Regions from separate parts of the Homo sapiens genome. Here region 1 is linked to region 2. Evidence: chromatin contacts called from ENCODE Hi-C or POLR2A ChIA-PET data. All regions are on one chromosome and are shown on one strand. Each heading gives the region's core, a stretch centred on a gene start or an enhancer-like site at or near the end of the contact. The rest is flanking DNA. Distances are from core to core; before and after follow the strand shown. Region 1 holds the start of LINC01556 (long intergenic non-protein coding RNA 1556). Region 2 holds the start of OR2H2 (olfactory receptor family 2 subfamily H member 2).

Region 1 (5,575 bases), core at 2,197-4,696, 640 kb after region 2:
CTCTCCAGAGACGGTCAACATAGGATAAATGAATATAGGCCGAGTAAGTCCTTGACTGGGGCTTCCAAAATGTTGCCACACTGATGGCATTCAAATCTCCTGGAGTCACTGTTAAAAACTCAGATTCAGGCCAGTTGCAGTGGCTCACACCTGTAATCCCAGCACTTTGGGAGACCCAGGTGCATGGATCATCTGAGGCCAGGAGATCGAGACCAGCCTGACCAACATGGAGAAACCACATCTCTACTAAAAACACAAAATTAGCCGGGCGTGGTGGCGCATGCCTGTAATCCCAGCTACTCCAGAGGCTGAGGCAGGAGAATCGCTTGAACCAGGAGGTAGAGGTTGCCGTGAGCCGAGATCGTGCCATTGCACTCTAGCCTGGGCAACAAGAGTGAAACTCCATCTCAAAAAAAAAAAAAAGATTCACAGATTCTATCTCAGACTCATGAATCAGAATATTCTCAAGGTCTGGCTGACCTCCACAACTTAAATCACTGTTGTCTTTTCTCTCCCCTATGCAGCGAATTCCCTCTCTGAACATGATCATGACCTCTGAGACCCTGCATGATCTATGTGCATCCTGTAGGGTCTATGTGTATCTAACCCCCTCATCTCCTATCAAGTTCTCCCTTGTTTACTGACCTACAGCTGCACTAGTCTCCTCCTTCGTTCCTTGAACATGCCAATGGCATTCCTGCCAAGCCTTTTGTAATTACTGTTCCCTTGGCCTGAAATTCTCTTCTCCCTGATAGCCTCACAGCTCACTCACTCACTTCCTTCAAGTCTCTGTTCAGATGCCTCCTTATCAGGAAGGCCTCCTTGGTCACCCTTTATTATAAAGCAATCCCCTCCCCTTTGTTCTCCATTCTCTTGCTCTTTTCCTTCATGGCATGTATCACTACTTCACATTTTATATATCTGGTTGAATTTATTCTTTATCATTCCCCACTAAAATGTAAACTCCATGAGAGCAGAAGCTTTTTCTGTTGTGTGGAGTGCTATCCCTGCACCCCCTATGTGTGGTTCAGGGTCTAGTTAAGAAATAAGGCTGGGCACGGTGGCTCACATCTGTAATCCCAGCGCTTTGGGAGGCCGAAGCGGGCAGATCACTTGAGGTCAGGAGTTCAAGACCAGCCTGGCCAACATGGTGAAACCCCGTCTCTGGTAAAAATACAAAAATTAGCTGGACGTCGTGGCGGGCGCCTGTAATTCCAGCTACCTGGGACGCTGAAGCAGGAGAATCGCTTGAACCCGGGAGGCAGAGGTTGCAGCGAGCTGAGATTGTGCCACTGCACTCCAGCCTGGGTGACAGAACAAGACTCTGTCTCAAAAAAAAAGGAATAAGACTAGGTATTTCAACTGGGCACACCATGGTAACTCAGAGGTGATAACTACTGGGAAGTAGCTACCACCTTGTAGGGCTGGAAGAACAAAAAGGAAGAGGTTGAGACCACTGAGGAAAGGCATCCTGGAGTGCTAAAGAGGACGCGCTGCAGCTGGACTACTACTTACTTATGTAATGGACAGTGAGACATTCTGGAATGCATGAAGAGAACAAATAGAGATGGGATTCAACTGCCATTGTTGGAGTGACCTGACAGGAAGAACAAAATTTAGAAAGCAGCCCCTGCTTCTCTCCTCTTGCTTTCTAGTCTCTTTCTGGTTCCTCTTATTGACAGAACACAAGAGGAAGCCAATGGGCAAAGGAGTTTGGGAAATATCATTTGCAGGCGCCCAGCCCCAATGTCACAAAACAAAGTATATAAGGGTGATTTTAAAGCTGAGAGGGAATGGATTAATAGGAACACAGCTTGGAACAAAGTAGGACTCAAGAGCAGGACATTAATGATCAGTCTTGCTCATTATTATTTGAGTCAGGGGCTCATCTTGACTGTAAATATCAGCCTATCTTCTTCACTTCTTGTTTCTCTTTTTACCCCTTCCTGCATCTGGTAGTTTGGATGATTTAGATCCAGTCAACAGGACTGGAAGCAAGAGAAAAGGTCCAATGCAATGAGACTGAGGGGGGAGTTTTTTGTCAGTTTTTTGTTTCCTTTCTTTTTTCATATGGAATGTTATTGGTGGCAACCTGGTGGTAAGCCATTCCAGAAGAATGGTAAAAGATAACCAAGTCAGTAATTGATAATTAGATTCTATACCTTCCACACCCCTAGTACAACCCTCCACCCACTTTTTCTTATCTCAGCACTCTAAAACTGGCAAGTTTCTTGACTCTGGTGTTGTTAAAACAAAGACAATTGCCAAGCATATCTGAAAAACATTTGAAAATGCTACCAGCTCTATCTCCAATTGGTATGCAGGGCGGGAGGGGAGATGAGAATTTTGGAGAATTTAATTCTTAGTGAAAATCACTGTTTTGTAACTGAACATGGTTCTATTAAACAGCAATTACCCGTTCTGTTCCATCAAAGCAATGTCCTTAGATTTTTTTTTCCCTTACCAGACATATTGTACACTTTTCTATAGAGAAAGCAGAGAAAGAACAACGTTTTGTCAACTTCCTTTGTTGTCTTACTCATTTTGGATCAAGAAGAAGTAAAATGGCAAAACAGACGCCTTGCCCCCTCTGAGGTTCGAACTCAGGACCTTCAGATTATGAGACTGACGCGCTGCCTACTGCGCTAAGGAGGCAACTGTCTCTCCCGCTTAACCAACGGCTCTACCAAGATGATTATGAGGCATTTTAATAAGGTTTTACGTTCTCTGAATTACAGTGTTTCAAAATAAGGCGTAACTATGATTCAATTCACTTCTAAAACACTTTGGATGACAAAACTACGTAGTACAAGGCAGGGGCCAATTCCTAAACCAACCTCGTTCTCCCACAGACCTTCCTAAGGAAACTTTAAGGGCTGCGAAGGCAATTGAGTCTGGACTTTGCGAAAGGCCTTCCTGTACGGGGCCCTGGATTTCTCATCTCATTTCTGGGCCAGGAACGAGGAGTCTTTCCCTCTATGATTAGGGCTTTCGTAGATGTACCGCCTCTGAAACGAAGACAAGACAAATAATAATGAGTTCACTCTTTTCCTCCCTTGTGAAGTTCCGTGGAGACACTCGGTCCCCTGAAGTGGATGAAGGGCGAGGGGAGGAGGTCTCAGGATTTTTCCTCGCTTTTCTTAGAAGCAACAGGCTCAAACCAAACGGTTGGCCTTGCTTACTCCTGAAGTCGAGAGGCTTACTCCCTGGAATCCAAGTGGATGTGGAGCCCATGGCGTCCTCTGGCGCTCTCGGTCTCTTCGACCCCTTTTTACTGTGTTGATGATAAATGGGGCAGGATTCCCCTCCTGCACCACCTGCAGCATCCTGTCCAGGATCCATCTGGGAGCTGAGAAGAAGCAAAGTGTCAGGGATCGGGGGTTCTCGGGCTATGCTGAGAAGCAAGGAATGCTGAAGAAGGGGCCTGAGGGAAGGGCTTATGGTGATGTGGGAATGGGAATGAAAGGACTGGAAAGGGGCGACAGTCACTTGGGTGAAACTGAAAGCGGCGACGCACCCTGTGGGTGGTAGCGTGGCCGAGCGGTCTAAGGCGCTGGATTAAGGCTCCAGTCTCTTCGGGGGCGTGGGTTCGAATCCCACCGCTGCCAGTGTGAGGTATTTTTTTTTTCCCCCTCGTCATTCTGACCCAGTAAAGTTCCATTTTCAAGCCTTGTGTGGGCAGTTCTCACAGCTTCCTAAGTGAGACAGGTTCCTCTTCTGTTTTCCTAGGGGCCACAGATAACACCCATATGTACAGTCCCACAAACGGTGCCCAAATGTTTCTCGATTTAGGGGCTCAGACATCTCGTCCCCTAGTTATTCCCTTCAGTGGCCTTCATGTGTTTTCATTCACTTTGCGAAATTTGTGAACCAACCAAGGGCAATCCTAAGGAAAAAGTACAACCTTCTTAACTCCAGACTCAAGAATAAATAAGCCACGCACGCTCATCTGCCCTATTTTCCATTGTCTTCTCCAAGGGATAAATGTGCTAAGGCTGAAAAAACAAACGAACCAACAAAAGAAACAGTCACCAGACACCTAGAGCCTTTCCCGCTTCACCTATCCTCAGAGAGCAGTTTAAGGTCCTTAGTTGAACACAGTTGAAGAGTTAGCTTTTGAGATTCTGTTATCTTCTTAAACAGTAAACATTTTTTTCTTTTTTTTTTTTAAGAAATAAGGTGGAGGCTCATAGAATAGAAAGAATAACACCTGTTTTAGGGAAGAAGGACTTGATCCGTTATTTACCTGGATCTGGGGTAGTTTAGACCATCTTTTAAGGCTAGGAGACTCGAGGAGATAGAATGGAGAGTTTTTGTGTGCAGGGAGGTGGGTAGATGCTTAGGAGCACTTTACAGTCGCCTAGGCAGAAGTCTTCTAATTTCACTGCTTCCTTCCTCACCTTCCAAAAGATGTATCCAATACATACTAATTGAGCAGATATTTTGTAACAGGCACCTTGCTTGAAAGGATGAATGCCAGCAAATGATTCCAGGGTTCCTTAGCAATTTAGTCTTGAGAGACTAGAGAGGCACATTAAGCATAGTTGACAAATAATTAATATTAAGATTGACTAAAGTAGTAATTTATATCTGAGTATTTCTTCCAGACACGCTACGTATATATGTGGTCTATTTGTTATATGTTGTTCTCACAATTACTAGATAAATAACCATGTTATCTTAATAAAGTTAAGATTTGAAAAAATGAATTACTACATCCAGCACTATAACATCCTAGTTTGGTCATCCATACTAAAGGACACCTATATGTTGGGTCATCTGGACGCTAAGATGTCCACCTGGGAGCTGGGACCTGGAAAGGCAAAAGAAGATAGGAGGAGGAGGAGAAATAATTATTCCCTTTTGAACTTGTAAAATTTAGCCTAGCAAGTGAAGGCAAAAAAGAAGTCTAAAGTCTCCCAAAAGTCTAAGCTGGGCTGTCCCACTGAGTATTCATTCATTCATTCATTCATTCATTCACTCATCCTTTCATTTATGCATTCATGCAACAAGCATTGGTTGAGCTTCTACAAAGTAGCAGACCGTGGGCTATCAAAGACTACTGAGACTCAGCCCTGCACTTAAGGCATTTTGGAGGAATGCGGGAGACAGATTTTAAAAATTTAAGCCCATGGTTACAACTGAGGGGCAGTGCCAAGATACTCGGAGGTTGTTCTAGAGGCATCTGTAGGTATCGTACAATGAATAAATAAGACTGTAGAAAGTAGATAGTATATTTTTTCTTTTCTCTCTTTTCTCCCTTTCAAACCGTGAGACTAAAATTCAATTCACCTTTTCGTGGGCTGGAAACGAAAGAAAATAAAAATCTCCAGGAATAACCATATTCCCAGATCAGTATACTGCCCTGCCCCGAAGGATGGAAAGAAATCTGGGAGAAAGGCGCGGTGGAAACAGTGTGTGAGCCCTACCCCTCCCATCCCTGCGTTTGGCCATCCAAAACAAAAAAACTGCCCCTGCAAAATTACTTTAAATCAATTAGTAAGTAGAAGACAAGAGAGACCCCAGGTGGATCGAGTATCCATTTTTTGTTAAGTAGGGTTCCATGGTGTAATGG
Region 2 (5,862 bases), core at 813-3,312:
TTCACAGGAACATTATCGAAAGACTCCAAGAATCACTCTCCCTAAATCTTGTAGTCTTTCAGACACCACCAAAAAGAGAGTCCAAAATTTAAAGGCCAGTAACACCAATGTACTGGGTGAATGAGAGTAAAGGTTCTGTAGGATGACTGACCAATTTGGTTGGGTATATCAGGGAAAGCTTCCTAGAGGAGGTGACTGGACTTTTTCCTTAAAATAGAGATGTATTGGGGCATAGAAGGTCAGTTGAGGGCTGGGGGTGGGAGACTGAAGCCACTCTGGCAGGTCAGAGACAAGGACTCAGGGTCTTACAGGACCTTAGGAAGGCCATGAGGGGAGGAGATGAGATGGTGGGCCACACCACAAACGTGCCATGGAGCTCAGAGGATGGCAGGAATGTCTTCCTCTTACAGGGTCCCCATCTTGTATTAAGCTCTATCACATCTCCCTTTTTGCCAGGACTCTCTGCCATTGTCTCTGTCTTCTTCCTGTTTTTCCCATTATTCTTTTCTCACTTAAAATATATTTTTAATTTTCAAAATATTGTTACATATTTAAACAACTAGGTTAAGGAACTGAGCAAATGTTTCAAGTATCTTAGAAGCTTCTGTGTGCCCCTCCCTGATCTCTCAATTTTCTCAATTTGTCACCCCTCAAGATGTCACCACCATTCTAATTTTTTTTTTTTTTTTTTTTTTTTAGAGTCACGTTTTATAGCCCAGGCTGGAGTGCAATGGCACGATCTCTGCTCACTGCAACTTCCACCTCCTGGGCTCAAGCTATTCTCCTGCCTCAGCCTCCCAAGTAGCGGGGATTACAGGCACTCAAGACCATGCCTAGCTAATTTTTGTATTTTTAGTAGAGACGGGGTTTCGCCATGTTGGCCAGGCTGGTCTCAGACTCCTGACCTCAGGTGATCTGCCTGCCTCGGCCTCCCAAAGTGCTGGGATTACAGGCATGAGTCACTGTGCCTGGCCTCTAAATTTTTAATTATGCCTTCGCTTTCATTTTTTGAGATGTATTTAACGTACCATAAAATTCGCCCTTTTGAAGTGTGTAATTTAGTGGTTTAAAGTATATTCACAAGTTGTGCAACCAACACCATTTACTTCCAGAATATTTCATTACTCCCAAAAGAAACCTCATGCTCATTGGCTGCCGCCCCCTCCTTTGTTTTCTTTGTAATATAAAATTCTTTGCATGTAACCTTAAACAATAGCCAATTGTTTCTTATTTATCCATCATGTGTCATCCTAATTAATTTTCTACATTTCTAACTTTGTCATTATCTTGGCATTTCATTCCTTTCCTTTCTCTGCTATATCGCTGAATCTCTTTAGATTACACCTTTCTTAGTGACTGTTTCCCTTTCCCTCTTTGTTCTCTGTCTTTTCCACTCTCATTATTTTTCTCCTACTCCTTTTCCTTCTGAAATATTCATGCATTGGTCTACGCATTTATTCATTTCTTGAGCCCCAAAGTGCCAGCATTGTGTTAGGAGCTGGGGAAGGAGTTGGGAGGTCCTTTGAAAGGGGTTTATGATAGTCTAGTGACCATGAGCTACCCTTGCTGTTAGTAGCTACCATCAAAGCATGGTGATAAACAACTCCCTGAACATCTGGTTCTCACAGTGACCCTACAAAGAGATAAAATTATCCCAATTTTACCAAAAAGTGAACAGTCACAGACGGGACAAGAGACTTGTAGAAGGTTACCTAGTCAATAAGTGCTAGGACTAGGATTTTAGAGTAAGTTTAACTCCAAATCTGGTCCTCCAGTGTTGAGGATAGGCGGAAACTGATATCTCACAGCCAAAGAGCAAAGGTTCTGCTTACCTTCAATCAAATAAAAATCTCTTCTGGTACCAGCAATTCCCCATGACAGAGCTCTTAACTGGTGCCCAGCCTCCACTTGTACATCAGGAAGAAACAAAAAAATAAAAAGGAATGGGCATCCTTGAATGGGCAACTGCATCTCTGGTCACAATAGGGATTGCTAATGCTGACCATCTGGCACTTTTCTAAGCACACATGTGTGTGATGAGCTGGAGCTGGCTCAGATTATCTCTTGATTAGTAAATTTTTAGGAATTTTGTGAGACAGTTATTAAACCATCAGTGGCTTGAGACAGCCATGGCAGGAATATTTACACTATGAAAATTGGCAAACACTACAAATTAGGGCTCTCCCCATCTGCCACCAACCAAGTTGTTTATTAAACATTTACTCTACACTGCTGATTATCCTTCACAACTCTACATATTATTCTCTTCCTTCCAATATGAAGAAGTTGAAACAAAGAAATATAAATAACTTTCCCAAGGCAGTATAGTTAGTAAGCACCAGAGCTGATGTTTGAACCCAAATCTGCTAACTGTAGAGGGTTTGCACCAACCAAAGCCCACCAAATCTCTGCAGGGAGGATGAAGCCAAGGTCAGAACTTTGCCATTGAGTTCTTTGCCATCGAGTTCTTTGCCATCGAGTTCTTTGCCATTGAGTTCTTTGCCAACAATTTTCCCCCTCAGTCTAGGCAGAGGTGTGCCTCTGTTTTAGTGGCATTGGAGGTAGAAATGTTGACATGGTATGGTGGTAGAGGGATCCCACGGAGGGAAAGAGCTCATTAATTCTGCTGAGACTCTAGGGTCCATAGCCCACAGACAATTCATTAGCCACAAATTATGGTAAAAGGGGCAGGGGAATATCTATAGGAAATATGCCAACAATAGTCATCACTGTGGTAGGTAAAAGAGGTCACTCATTGCTTCTTTCTGTCAACAGGAAGAAAAAGGACAGTGTCTCTACTCCCACCTCCAGTGAGTCCCGGGCATCCTGATAGTCCTCTCAGGCTTATGATTCATCTATTCAGGACCTCAGTTTTTAAAGTTCTCAGCTTCCTCCTTTTCTATTTAGTTATTCTGAGATGGAGCACACTGTAGTAACAGAGAATTATAAAGCTCTGGGTTTGGAGAGTACTTAGAACATTTAGCCAATCTTCATATAACTGAATCGTTATGCTTCTCTTCCATTAGAAAGGGAGCCTATGAGATCAGCTAATAAATGGCATGTACTAGGTCCATGGATCTACCCAGTAGTCATTTCTGCAGTCTCTAAATCTGTAACTGGAATGCACATGCTTGGCCATTGGCAGAATCCCCACATAGTTCTTTAGTCTGTGGAGTACGAGCTACAGATTGAAGTGGAAGCCCTGAATCTACACCTCTTACCGCAAAGACAGTGAATCAAGAACAATATCACAATTCAAGGGAAATGGCTGATTGAGGCCACCTTTAAAGGGTGCGGGGGTTTGTTTCTATCATATTTCACATTTAATTCACCAGTCTGGTCACTACAAATATCAGATGCAACTTGAAAGATGACCAGACTAGCACAAACTCAACCAAGAAATAGCTGTAATTACAGCTGTTGTGCCTGATTAGCACGGTTTCAGGTCCATGTTATATGGCTATTAATCTGGTGAATAATGTGTTCTTTTCTTTTCTTTTTGAGATGGAATCTCACTGTTGCCCAGGCTGGAGTGCAATGGCATGATCTTGGCTCACTGCAACCTCCCCCTCCCGGGTTCGAGCGATTCTCCTGCCTCAGCCTCCTGAGTAGCTGGGACTACAGGCAAATGCCACCACGCCTGGCTAATTTTTGTATTTTTAGTAGAGACAGGGTTTCACCATATTGATCAGACTGGTCTTTAACTCCTGACCTCGTGATCTGCCTGCCTCAGCCTCCCAAAATGCTGGGATTACAGACGTGAGCCACCGTGCCTGGCTGAATGTGTTCTTTTCAAATACTATCAGGAAGAAAGACCAAAGGCAGTTTGAATTTACAGGTATGGATATAAGTGTACATTTACATTTACATTTTTGCTTCAGTACCATGTTAAAACTCTCCCGTCATAATAGGGTCCAATGGGACATGGATGTGCTGCAAGTCCAGGCAAAAAAGCCTTGATTTACATCATTTGCTGATTTCTGCAGTGTAAATATTCTCACCATGGCCAATTTTAAACTGTCAATGTGAGATTACTGAAAATGCAGAGTTGTAGAGAAATGTATGGTAACACACCATTACACAGAATAATTTATAATACAGAGGGTTTTTTTTTGTTTGTTTGTTTTTGAGGAATAAACAAACAGTCTTTATTAGGCTCAGACCAGAAGTCCATGGATCTTGAGGAGACCTGTGTGTATTTGTCAGTTTTCTTTTTCATGTTCTTTTCCACCTATTTCTGTAGCCTCATAAGCTGTTTCTTCTTCTGGTAGTGGATCTTGGCCTTCTCCTTCCTCTTCTTCAGGGTGGCTGTCACTGCCTGGTACTTCCAGCTAACTTCATAAGCTCGGTGTCCAGGCGGACAAATTTTCTTGTAGGCTTCAGACACACAAGCTTGAGGGCAGCAGGAACCACCAAAGCTTTTTCTTGTCATGGGGCGGTGGAATGCCGTCAGACACCTTGAGGTGGTTGAGGGCGGCCTGGCCTTGGTGAGTCTTGTGGGGCAGTGGGCCTTGCACCATCCACCAGAAGATGCGGCTAGGGCCGAGAAATGGCAGGGCCTCCAGAAGGTGTTCATCCGCTTGCGGAGAAAGCCCAGGTACTTCAACTTGTTTCTGTAGAACTTGCCAGAAATGTTGATGCTCTCGCATTGTACGACCACCACCTTCTGGCCTAGAGGGAAGGAAAGGGTTGGGAAGTGCTGAGGGTGCCATCTGAAGGCTCTCCCTCTACCTGTGACTGCACACAGACAGTGATGGGCACAGCAGAGTTCATGTTTAAATTAAAAGATAGCCTAATGGAAAATCACTTCTGAACCAGGAGGACCGCACCCCAGGAATGGGAGTGGCTGGCAGGTCTCAGAGCAGTGCATGGGGTTGGTCTCATGGCCATGAGACTCAAACGAAAGATGGTGATTGTTGCTCATCACCAATCCAGAATATTTTTATTATACAGACAACATTATTTAGTATCTTTATTATATAGACATAACAGATATAAATAACCAGAAGAGTATGGAAAATATGATAAGATAGTTAAATACCTAGAAAATGAAGAGCTTAGGGATTTGTTACCTATGCCTTAAAATAACTTATTTTAAAATAATAGTCATGTTTAACAACTGGTTTGCACAATTTCTGAAAATTTAACAGTTGGCTCCATGAGGCAGTATGAGCTAGCTGCATGCAGCACACCACTGGACGTGGACCTTCTGGACATTCCACAAAACATGACATCGTTCCACTGTATCAACAATATCTTATTAACCAAACAGAATGAGCCATGAGGGCAAGCATATTGGCGGCACTGGTAAGACAAATGCACTCCAGAGAGTGGGAAATACACCCTGTGAAGATTCAGCATCCTCCACATCTTTGAAGTTTTTAGACTTTGTGCCAGGACATCCCTCTAAAGTAAGAACACATTATTGCATTTCACACTTAACACCAGTAATGCAGAATTGGAAAGAGATGCACAGTAACACACTATTACACAGAAGAATTTATAATACAGAGGTGTTTTTTGGAATAAACAGTCTTTATTAGGCTCAGACCAGGAGTCCATAGGTCTTGAGGAGAACTGTGTGTATTTGTCAGTTTTCTTCTCCACGTTCTTTTCTGCCTGTTTCTGTAGCCTCATAGGCTGTTTTCTTCTTCCAGCAGTGAATCTTGGTCTTCTCCTTCCTCTTCTCCAGGGTAGAGAATGCTTGGTTGTCCTATTTAGGATCTAGAGGAAACATATTCCACACTCATGGGAATACCACATGGAACAGTTTACTAGCGACTGACTGAAGCCCAGAGCAGACCTGGGGTCCGCAGCTGTTCTAAGCTGTCATATCAGCCGTGTGGTAGTGCTTTGGTCATG

The links. Hi-C counts contacts between places; a loop is a spot of excess contacts on that map. ChIA-PET counts read pairs that join two places held with the same protein, here RNA polymerase II (POLR2A). Pooled maps may share reads with other maps.
Region 1: a loop to region 2 is called in a map with no recorded cell type, with 4 times the contacts of the local background. The contact joins the promoter of LINC01556 here to the promoter of OR2H2 in region 2. A Hi-C loop is called at or near these places in 3 of 37 single-sample maps with no recorded cell type and 5 of 50 pooled maps. POLR2A ChIA-PET finds 5 or more read pairs at or near these places in 1 of 52 experiments (HEK293).

What each region holds. Positions count from the first base shown.
Region 1 is chr6:28,941,655-28,947,229 of GRCh38, reverse strand. It overlaps LINC01556 (long intergenic non-protein coding RNA 1556), which reads right to left and starts at 3,446. Exons shown (of 1, transcript NR_103538.1): 1 at 2,692-3,446. It overlaps TRL-AAG2-2 (tRNA-Leu (anticodon AAG) 2-2), which reads left to right and starts at 3,527; the gene lies at 3,527-3,608. TRM-CAT3-1 (tRNA-Met (anticodon CAT) 3-1) reads right to left here and starts at 2,655; the gene lies at 2,583-2,655. It overlaps TRQ-CTG1-3 (tRNA-Gln (anticodon CTG) 1-3), which reads left to right and starts at 5,558; the gene lies at 5,558-5,575. RefSeq lists an enhancer at 5,262-5,575.
Region 2 is chr6:29,581,321-29,587,182 of GRCh38, reverse strand. OR2H2 (olfactory receptor family 2 subfamily H member 2) reads right to left here and starts at 2,062. Exons shown (of 2, transcript NM_007160.4): 1 at 1,833-2,062. It overlaps SNORD32B (small nucleolar RNA, C/D box 32B), which reads right to left and starts at 4,931; the gene lies at 4,855-4,931. It also overlaps the pseudogene RPL13AP.